Regions from separate parts of the Homo sapiens genome. Here regions 1 and 2 are each linked to region 3. A link is a contact called in ENCODE Hi-C or POLR2A ChIA-PET data. All regions are on one chromosome and are shown on one strand. Each heading gives the region's core, a stretch centred on a gene start or an enhancer-like site at or near the end of the contact. The rest is flanking DNA. Distances are from core to core; before and after follow the strand shown.

What was found. Hi-C counts contacts between places; a loop is a spot of excess contacts on that map. ChIA-PET counts read pairs that join two places held with the same protein, here RNA polymerase II (POLR2A). Pooled maps may share reads with other maps.
Region 1: a loop to region 3 is called in a map of CD4-positive, alpha-beta T cell, with 15 times the contacts of the local background. The contact joins two enhancer-like sites. A Hi-C loop is called at or near these places in 8 of 168 maps with a recorded cell type or tissue (CD4-positive, alpha-beta T cell, CD8-positive, alpha-beta T cell, MCF 10A and 5 more), 1 of 37 single-sample maps with no recorded cell type and 12 of 50 pooled maps. POLR2A ChIA-PET finds 5 or more read pairs at or near these places in 1 of 52 experiments (OCI-LY7).
Region 2: a map of endothelial cell of umbilical vein shows a loop between it and region 3 (4-fold over the local background). The contact joins two enhancer-like sites. A Hi-C loop is called at or near these places in 1 of 168 maps with a recorded cell type or tissue (endothelial cell of umbilical vein) and 3 of 50 pooled maps. POLR2A ChIA-PET finds 5 or more read pairs at or near these places in 2 of 52 experiments (RWPE1 and activated T-cell).

What each region holds. Positions count from the first base shown.
Region 1 is chr1:198,251,744-198,255,246 of GRCh38, reverse strand. NEK7 (NIMA related kinase 7) reads right to left here. Exons shown (of 10, transcript NM_133494.3): 3 at 2,067-2,207. Among named protein-coding and RNA genes, the nearest start is that of NEK7, 96 kb to the right of the region's middle. Within about 2 kb of position 1,451, at least 4 of the 41 ENCODE cell types and tissues checked have a DNase peak (open chromatin) inside an H3K27ac peak, as active enhancers do.
Region 2 is chr1:198,219,327-198,222,701 of GRCh38, reverse strand. The region is part of intron 1 of NEK7 (NIMA related kinase 7); the gene reads right to left. Among named protein-coding and RNA genes, the nearest start is that of NEK7, 64 kb to the right of the region's middle. Within about 2 kb of position 2,066, at least 3 of the 41 ENCODE cell types and tissues checked have a DNase peak (open chromatin) inside an H3K27ac peak, as active enhancers do.
Region 3 is chr1:198,086,816-198,090,253 of GRCh38, reverse strand. No RefSeq gene overlaps it. Among named protein-coding and RNA genes, the nearest start is that of NEK7, 68 kb to the left of the region's middle. Within about 2 kb of position 1,338, at least 3 of the 41 ENCODE cell types and tissues checked have a DNase peak (open chromatin) inside an H3K27ac peak, as active enhancers do.

The DNA.
Region 1 (3,503 bases), core at 202-2,701, 160 kb before region 3:
ATTGTTACTCTACTTGAGAGTCCACAATGCATCCTCAATTGCCTACGGTTCAAATTCCTCTGTCTGGCTCCAATGCTCACCACAATCTGGGCTCATATTTATAGCCTGGCTTAAGTTCCAATTCCACCAATTCCAACAGCTCAAATTGACATCTCCATTCTGTGAACTCTTATTTAAATCAGGAACCCATGCCACAGGGTTTAACATTAAACTGTTCTAGATAGACTCTTGTTCCCCTGGAGGGCAGGAATAATACCACTAGTTTCTTTTTTATTTCCCTGGGTGCTCAGAGATCACAGTAGAAATTTAATCCATTTTAAAAATGAATCAGAGTTCTTTTGTAAGGGAATAATCGTTCCAAAAGTAATCTCTTTCATAAACACTAATAACTACATCCCATATTGTGTTTTCTTAAGCTCTGAGTGGCATATTAAAACAGAGAAGACTGCAATTCTTATATGCTGCTGGCGAAAACTTACACCAGTGCAACTTTGGAAAGCAACTTGGCATTAACTTGCAGTACACATGCATCCCCTGTGGGATGCAGTCATTTCCACTCTTAAGCACAAACAAGAGAGAAATTCTTGTATGTGTAAACTAGGAAAGACATGAGAATATCAGAGAAGCATTGTTTGTAATAGCAAATAACTGTAAACAACTTAAACAACAATCAACAAGAACAAGTGAATATTATACAGTAGCAAAAAGGATAAACTACAGCACATGCACCAACACGGACTAATTGCTCAAACACGAAGCTATGTGAAAAAAGCAAGCTGTGTGAGTGTGTGTGCGTGTAATACATATATAAAACATGCTTCATTTATGTAAAGTTTAAAAAAATGCAAAAGTAAACAATAGACTATTTTAGAAATTCATACCAATGTAGGAAAAACAATAAAGAAAAACAAAGGAATGATAAACATTACATTCAGGATATGGTTATCTCTGAGGGAAGGGAGTAGCACACACATGTCGAAAATATTTTTAATGTTTATTTCTTAAGCTGCCTTGTGGATATGCGGGTATCTCTATTATTGTTTACATCTAACACATATACCAGATAAAACCTTTTATAAATCATTAGTTTCATTTTTAAATGTAAATTAAAACTGTTCATCTCTATATTGGCTGTCACAAGTATACTAATCATCTTAAGAAGTTTAAAAAAAAAAAGACATTTAGATTTCACAGGTATCTGCAGAAAAAAGATAAAAGAGTTGCAAAGCAAAATAGTCTGTAGCACAGGTGAAGAATAACTATTACCATAATTGAAAAAGGGAAGTAAAAGTGTATGATTCACTGTGTGATTTACTGTTTGATGTCATACACACTGGAAGGCAGAAAGACAAGTACTTTCTAGGCCAGAGGACCTCATTAGGGCAAGTGAAACACTCAGGGCTCTGGCAAGTGAGCATTCCAGGGTAGCTCAGTTGGACTGCAACTCCAGGGTTAGGGCAGGACTTGGAAAGAGGAGCTGGAGCAAGATAAATGAATTCGAGAAGACAGGAAAGGGTCTGGATTAGAGAGCAAATCTGATTCCAGAATGACACAAATACAATAAGAGATTTTAAAGTTAGGTATCAATGTTCTAATTTTATCTGCCTCGTTTTTATTTCCAAGTAAATAAAGTTCACTTCATTTTCCTTTCATTTTTTTGCTGGTATAGTTTAACTGCCATTTACTAACTTCGGGCAGTACATTTTGTGACTCTAGTTTCTGACTACAGTGCCTATAGCTGTAGAACTTCAGTGAGTATTCAACATCTAGTTAAATGTCCAGGTAGAAGTAATGGTGATGACTCAAATCTGCCTCTTAAAATCTAGAGTTGTGAAAGCTTTTTGAGGTTCAATACGAGCTAAATTTTTAAAGCCTAGAAATAGTGTTAAAACTAATATTTCCACTCCATACTACACTTGTTTCTGGCTTTTAAAATACAACGTTCAATCTTTCCCAGCATTCTCAACTTAAGGCTATCAGTACCCAATCATTCAGGATATACTTTTCTCATCTATAATTCACATAGTATAATTTTACATTGATTTATATAATTAAAGTCATCTTACCTGCACTTTTTTTAAAGCTACTGGTACTCCATCCAAGAGACAGGCTGCTCTATAAACTTCACTAAATTGTCCGCGACCAATTTTCTTTTCTATTCGAAAGTTGGCTAATGTATTATAGCCCATATCCGGTCGTAAGGCCTTCTGTAATTAAAAATGTCAGAAAAATTTTCAATCACACAATATACACGCAATACACACAATCACTGATCATTTTCATATATGTAGGTGACACATAGGGTAAGTTTGCAGACATCCATTCACTCAACAACAAATATTTACTGAACTTATGCCAGGCACTGTCCTACACACTGACGATACAGTAGCAGACTAGAGAGACAATAATCCCTGTACCTGAGGAACTTACATTCTAGTGAGGGGAATAAACAAGGAATACATTAAAACATACATATATATATATGTGTGTTTTAATAAATATATAAAACATACATACATGTTTTAATAAATATGTAAACATACATACATGTTTTAATACATAAACATACATATGTTTTAATATATAAACATACATATATGTTTTAATATATAAAACATACATATACATGTTTTAATAAATATATAAACATACATATATATGTGTATATATGTACTTTTTATATATATATATATATATATATATATATATATATATATAGTATGTGAGATAGGAAAGCCTAAAAAGGAAGTTAATTAAGGAAGAAGGATACAACATAGGGATGAAGAGTCTGAACTTTTAGATAAGAACTCCTTGCAAAGGATACCCAGGAATTGAACTCAGCTCTGCACCAAGCAGACCTAATAGACATCTACAGAACTCTCCAACCTAAATCAACAGAATATACATTTTTTTCAGCACCACACCACACCTATTCCAAAATTGACCACATAGGTGGAAGTAAAGCTCTCCTCAACAAATGTAAAAGATCAGAAATTATAACAAACTGTCTCTCAGACCACAGGGCAATCAAACTAGAACTCAGGATTAAGAAACTCACTCAAAACCGCTCAACTGTGTGGAAACTGAACAACCTGCTCCTGAATGACTACTGGGTACATAACGAAATGAAGGCAGAAATAAAGATGTTCTTTGAAACCAACGAGAACAAAGACACAACGTACCAGAATCTCTGGGACACATTCAAAGCAGTGTGTAGAGGGCAATTTATAGCACTAAATGCCCACAAGAGAAACCAGGAAAGATCCAAAACTGACACCTTAACATCACAATTAAAAGAACTAGAAAAGCAAAAGCAAACACATTCCAAAGCTAGCACAAGGCAAGAAATAACTAAAATCAGAGCAGAACTGAAGGAAATAGAGACACAAAAACCCTTCAAAAAATTAATGAATCCAGGAGCTGGTTTTTTGAAAGGATCAACAAAATTGATAGACTGCTAGCAAGACTAATAAAGAAGAAAAGAGAGAAGAATCAAATAGACG
Region 2 (3,375 bases), core at 817-3,316, 130 kb before region 3:
TCGATAAACATCGCTGAATGAATAAAACATGAAAGGAAATGGAGAATAGAGGATCGATGTTAGCATTGCTTGTTTTGACTTTTAGGACTTGTGACTGATTAGATATGGTGGGTGATGGAAAATGGAAGTTAAAAATGATTCCACGATTTTAGCTTGGGGGAAACAGCACGTGGTGGTACCACCGTCAAAAGTAGGTAATAGAGGGGAAATAAAAACAGGGCAGGTGTCAGGAAGGACAAAGTACAGAATGAGATTCACACAGAAAAACCTAACTGTAAATTATTAGGAGAAAAACCATACAGAACAGTTTTATAATATTCAAATTTCTTTGGGGGAAGGGGAGTTCAATATATTGTCTTGAAAATCTCAAACCAATTAGTTGTTTATCACCTAAAGCTTTTTAATGTGATTGAAAAAAGTTCTCTTAAGCATATTATGGTAACTCCAAATCTTTTAAGTACTACAAATATTTTCACATATATCCAGAAACCTAATACACATTAAAGTAAAACAATCTTCTTACCCTATTATTGCATATGGTCACATATTTTATGGAAAATAAAAGAACAAAATTAGGAATCTGAATATCAGACACAAGCGCTAATTAAATGACAGAACCATTTAGTTTTAAGACATCAGATCTGCTTGCCAGTGGACTGAATTTTCATAATTCATATGACCCTGATAAGAAAACTATTAAACAAAGTACAATATACTGTATATATTACAAATGATACAGTTCTCAACGACACTATACTAGATAACATTATACTAGATAACTATCTTCATTTAAAAACTGAAATAACATTATAACACAGTTCCCTAAATGAAAATAATGCCTTTCCTAGTTCCCATATTTAATAAGTTAATTTTTCTAAAGCTAAAATCCTAAGATAATTATCAGCAAATTAAATCATGCTAAGTATACACTTTTCCCTAAATATCATTTGAATTGAAAAACTACAGCTAACATATTTACCTTAGCTAAAATCTTAATCAAAATAAGAAGCTTTAATCTACATCTGTAGACATCTTCAGTGCATTTAATCTTTGAAAATTTATTTTGCAGAAATTGACCTAAAATAAACCAATATACATTTCAAAACATTAATCTGATTCTTGGCCAATTATATAGTTTTAAAACGTGTAATATAAAAGTTTTTTTAATGAGGCTTAAAAATATGTTTTTAAGAAAAATCATTGGTGCATTTTACCTGTGATCATAATTTTTGTCAAAAAAACTTTATAATTGGTCTTTAGGCAGAAAAAAAATTAATTATATTAAAGAATGTTAAACCAAAGAAAAATACTTCATTCTATATATACTTAATGAAGAAAGATTTAAAGACTGGTCAATCTCATAATCTTTCAAACTCAACTTTTAATTTAAAATGTAACGTAAATCCAATTTAACCAAGAATATCCATAGATTCTAGTTGTTCAAACGGACTTCCTCTTTATGTTTCCAAAGATTATTTAAATAGACTTCCTCTTTATGCTTCCAAGTAATAATTCCATGATGCTATCAAAGTTTCCCTAAAATGAATTATTGACACAGTATGAAATCTTAAATATCAAAATATGTGCTTACCAATTTGAAGAGAGATTTCAAATAGAGCTTCAGAAGTTTTTAGTTTTCTGATTTTTTTCAGAATTCTAGAGTTGAAGCATATTCGTCCAAGCTTATTAATAGTTTCCTTTTCCTGAAATAAAGTGTCTTTTCAATCTTCAAGGTTATTCAAAAACTCAATATTCCTTCTAGTTACATGTACCATTTAAATATTCTGAGAATATTAATAAGACATTTCATTGATTACAACTACAGCTCATAAATAACAAAAAAAGAGGATCAATCATATTTAAGTAGCAACACTACTCCCATCCAAAGGAAAATTATTGACTGAGCTGTATGTACATGTGATACCTAAAAAATGAAAGGGTATCATGGAAACTTGATGGTGACTGATACTTGGCAGAGTCTGAACACTCAAATCCAGAACTAATATTTTTCTTGGCCCCAAGTCACCATTCAGCAGGAATATTCCTGACCTCACTCACCTGCCTCCATTTAACTGAGTCATCCAGTACTTCCCATAATCAAGCAAGTGACATGTCGATATCAGACAATGCAAAAAAATAAGTGCTTAGAGTTGATAGTTCATTCTTAACATTTCTGTGTTATGATGAATGAGTTTTTAAGAACTACTAGGATAACTATCAGATCTTTGAAAAGAACCATGAATGTTTCTAGTATCCCAGTCTCAACATTTATAGTTAAACACATTAAACTAACCTAATACCAATCTTGGTGTTTAAAGCCCTTCTCCATTTAAAGGAATTAGGGCTTTTTGGAGAGATGATTGGTTCTAGGACTCAGGCTGAGAAAGAACAAGCTGAGTCTGAAACATTTTGTTGTGCCAAAGACAAGGTAGTATTCAAAGAACAATGTGGACATGTCAAAAAGACATAAAAGCCAGCTTGAATGGGTTCCCATCGGCCACATTTGGTACAATTTGAGAGTAACAAATTATAATCCATTGAATAAAGTAAGAACCTATGAGTTAATAACAATATAAATTAATAAATAGTGAAAAGGGGGAACCTACTTCTTACAAAAGAATGCCACCTAATAAAGCAAGAACAATGGGATTTAAAAATCAATATTTGCCAGTCATCACAGAAATAACTGATTCAGGCAAGAATCATCAATGGATGATTAGTGCAGCAAAGTTTACAGTGTCTCATAGTATTTCCCACCCCACCCCCCGCCCCAAAAAAGCACATATTAATTACAAAGGGAAAAAGAGTGATTTCATAGTAGAGAGCCTGGCAGTCATCACATTAGCCAAATAATCAAAAGTTAACATCACCAGTAATGGGACATGCAGATATGTGCCTCCAAATACAATGCACTTAGTAGAAAACATCACCTCTGTGATATTCCTGCCAAAAATATAAACCCTGAATTGCTTCAACTTATTTTAATCGACAAATAAAAATTCTATATACTTATTTTATACAATAATGATGTTTTAAAATGTGTGTACAGTGGTGAAGTCTAGGATTTTAATGCACCTGTCACCGGAATAGTATATACTGTACCCAAAAAGTAGTTTTTCATCCCTCACATCCCTCCCACCCTTCCCCATTCTGAGTCTCCAATGTCCATTAACTCACACTGTATGCCTTTATGTACCCATAGTTTAGCTCCCAATTATAAGTAAGAACATGCAGTATTTGGTTTTTGATTCCTCATTTACTTCATTTAGAATAATGCCCTCCAATTCCATCCAAGTTGTTGCAGAAGACATTATTTCATTCGTTTTACAGCTTAGTAGTATTCTACACACACACATATATATATACACACACAAA
Region 3 (3,438 bases), core at 89-2,588:
AATTCTTACACTTTTAGTAGTTCTACTATTTGTGGTTTATAGTTTTTACCTAAAAATACAATAATCTGATCTTGCTAAAGTCAAAGAGAGTTTTTTGTTTCAATGCGAGAGATCCTTATTAAATACAGTGAAATGTGGCTAAAATTTTATAAATAGAGACATTCATCAGGGTTATTTATTGGAAACAACTAAATATCTAATAATAAAACTGTAGAATGAATTGTGATTCATCTATCTCATAAAGTATCTTGTAACCTTTAAAATGATATTTATGAAGACTTCTAATGACAAGAGAAAAGGTTAAATAAATATGTTGTTTAAAAAACAGTAGATAGTGCTTTTGTGCTTAAAAGGAGAGCATTAAAATATATTTCATTTGTAGAATGGAAAGATTATGGAGACAACACAGCATTGTTATTTGGGAAAAAGAAATTATCAAAATTTGAAATATGTATATAGCATGATTTAATTTTTGTAATAAAATTGTGTGGAATAAAGGCTAGAATAAAATAACTCAACATGTCAATAGTGTTTCTCACTGAGTAAAGAGATTATAGATGATTTTAAATTTCACTACTATACATTCATCTTTATAATCAGAAATAAATACTATTTTAAGGTATTTCTATTAGTTTTCTAGAGATACCTAATTCAACCATACCTAATGAAATTTGAATCTTCTGACGTTTATATTAATGGAACTCATATTAAGAAAGTATGCTTAGTAAGGCAATAGCCAACTTGTTAAATATAAATTCACACTTGGTAAGAGGTTTAACCTCTTATAATGATGTTTATAAATTATATAATTAGAATCATTTAATATCCACTGTATACTTGAAACAATTTTTAAAAACAGCCTTGTGACCAATTATATTAACTTCATGTTTATATTAATTCTTAATTTTTAAAATAAAAGTCTATAGTTTCATTCCAAGTATCCTCTATAAAATAAAATATATGTACTGATAGATTGAAGAGAACTAAGAAGATAAATCATTTGCTATTAACAAAATTCTAATGCTTGAATCTCTTTTTGATAAAGTATAATTAACTGAATATAATTGTAACAGCCTGTGTCAGTGCACCCCTCTGTGAGTTAGTTCCTCAGGTAATTAATTTGTAGAGCATTTCCTTTGAGAGCTATTTCCCCTCCTACAATTCCTAGACTTTTTCCTTCTACAGAATGGTCAAGATAAACTACTCCTACTCCTTCAGAAGCACTTATGATTCAAGATTACAGAGGAATGTACTTAGAAAAATGTGCAGTGGAAAAAAGTACTTATATGCATACACACAGACTATGGTTACTGAAAAGTTCACTGAGAAAATATGGTGCTTATCAAGCTTACATACCCTCTCAGATGGCTGCCAGGTCAGGCCACTCAGTTCTCTTTTGCCTGGTTCCCCTCTGAAGTCTTGCCCCTGCGTGATGCTTCCAAGCCTCTACACTGCCAGAAATTCAGCCTAGAGAACCATGTTCAAACCATTTATTCAAACATGCTGACTGCCTCAGCATTTGGGCATGTTGTTAATCGCATCCCCTAAAGTTTATTCTCCACCACGTACAACACAGTGAAAAGCCACTAAAAGAAAAAGAGAGAGAGAACCTCTCCAGTCCTCCTGCTAGGACTGCTAAGTTTTTCAGTGCCTTTTCCTACACCATCACTTCTCAGAAAAAAATTCTCTCCACTCTGAAAGTTGGGGCAAGTTTCAAAACCTGGGTAGGTCTCCCCCTAGTGACAAAGTCAATTCATTTCTTCCAAAACACTTCTGTTTTCATATTTGATTATTTCCTAAAATGCAGGAGATAAATATTTTCCAGATTATGAAGCTTAGATTAAAATCAAAAGTGCTATGGAATTCATATGGACATTATTAATGAAAGTCCCGATTACACAGGAAATTAATACCACAATTTCAGCACTAAGGCATAAGTCATTAAAAACTCCAAAAATAGCCCTAAGGAGTTCTGGATTATTAGTGGCTTGGTATGTGGATGAAATCATAACTTAGTAGTAGAAAAATTGTGAAATTAATTCTCCCAACACCATTGATAGGTAGATATTATTCAGTATGTATTTTACTATGTATTATTTATTTATGAGAGTTAAAGAAACAAAGGCTCAGAGAGGCTAGTACAAAGGTGAGCCAGGGATTTGAATTTTGCCTATTGGATTTCCAAGACTTTGAACTCTGCACTGTCCTGTGTTAACCTAACCTTCCATGCCTCCCTACTCTCTGGCCTCCTGTTGTACTGATTCCAGCTGGAAAGTGACCCAGACCACATGCTTTTGGGCATTTTGTTCTAATAATTCCTGTTTACCCTTCAAGTTTATCTTAGTTGTTGCTTCCTCAAGGCAGCCTTCTCTTAACTCCTACGTTCCTATTTTATATAGCACCATGTACTATCTACTATTCCTATCACATTTCTAATCAAATAAAAAGATATATGATTGATAGGGTTTGGCTCTGTGTCCCCACCCAAATCTCATCTTGAATTGTAATCCCCATAATCCTCATGTGTTGAGGGAGGGATCTGGTGGGAAGTGATTGGATCATGGAGGTGGTTTCTCACATGCTGTCCTCTTGGTAGTGAGTGAGTTCTCACGAGATCTAATGGTTTTATAAGTGTTTGGCAGTTTCTTTTTCACTCTTTCTCTTTCCAGCCACCTTATGAAGAAGGTACTTGCTTCTTGTTTGCCTTCTGCCATGATTGTAAGTTTCCTGAGTTCTCTCCAGCCATGCAAAACTGTGAGTCAATTAAACTTCTTTCTTTCATAAATTACTGTCTTGGGTAGTATCTTTATAGCAGTGTGAGAACAGACTAATACAATGATTGAGTGTTGTCTACCTCTACCACCATGTCCTACATACCCCCAATTAAAGTTTCATGAAGGGAAGCACCTTGCACAGTGTAGGTGATCCATAAATATGTGTTAAATGAATGAATAAGTGAATGAATGAATGGATGAGCTAATGTCGCTCAAGCAAGTTGTGTTTCTGGTACCACTTTTTCTGTCACTTTTGCTTAGCCTCAAATTCTGATACCCATATTTCTTATACTGATCTGATGACTTTACTCTGATACAGATTTTTTACTACACCCTTGCTCTAATGTTGGCATTTTGGGACCTGGATTGTATCCTGAATATCATACAGGTAGTTCTTTCATCCTAAATGGAAGAAAATAAACTCTTGCACATATCACGGTAAGTGCCATTAAACTCATGAGAGAAAAAAGGATTAGAGGGTCCCCATCTATATGGTTGCTCCCTAAATTCAACTCTCCCCAAAGAGACAATAAAAATATATTTACTTTATAGCCCAACACGTTTTGAGAAATTGATCTGCTCTGCAGATGAAAAGAAAAGCAGTTAGAGGGAAGATAACTCACATAAAATGTTCAAAGTACAGCTCTCTTAATGGATTAATATC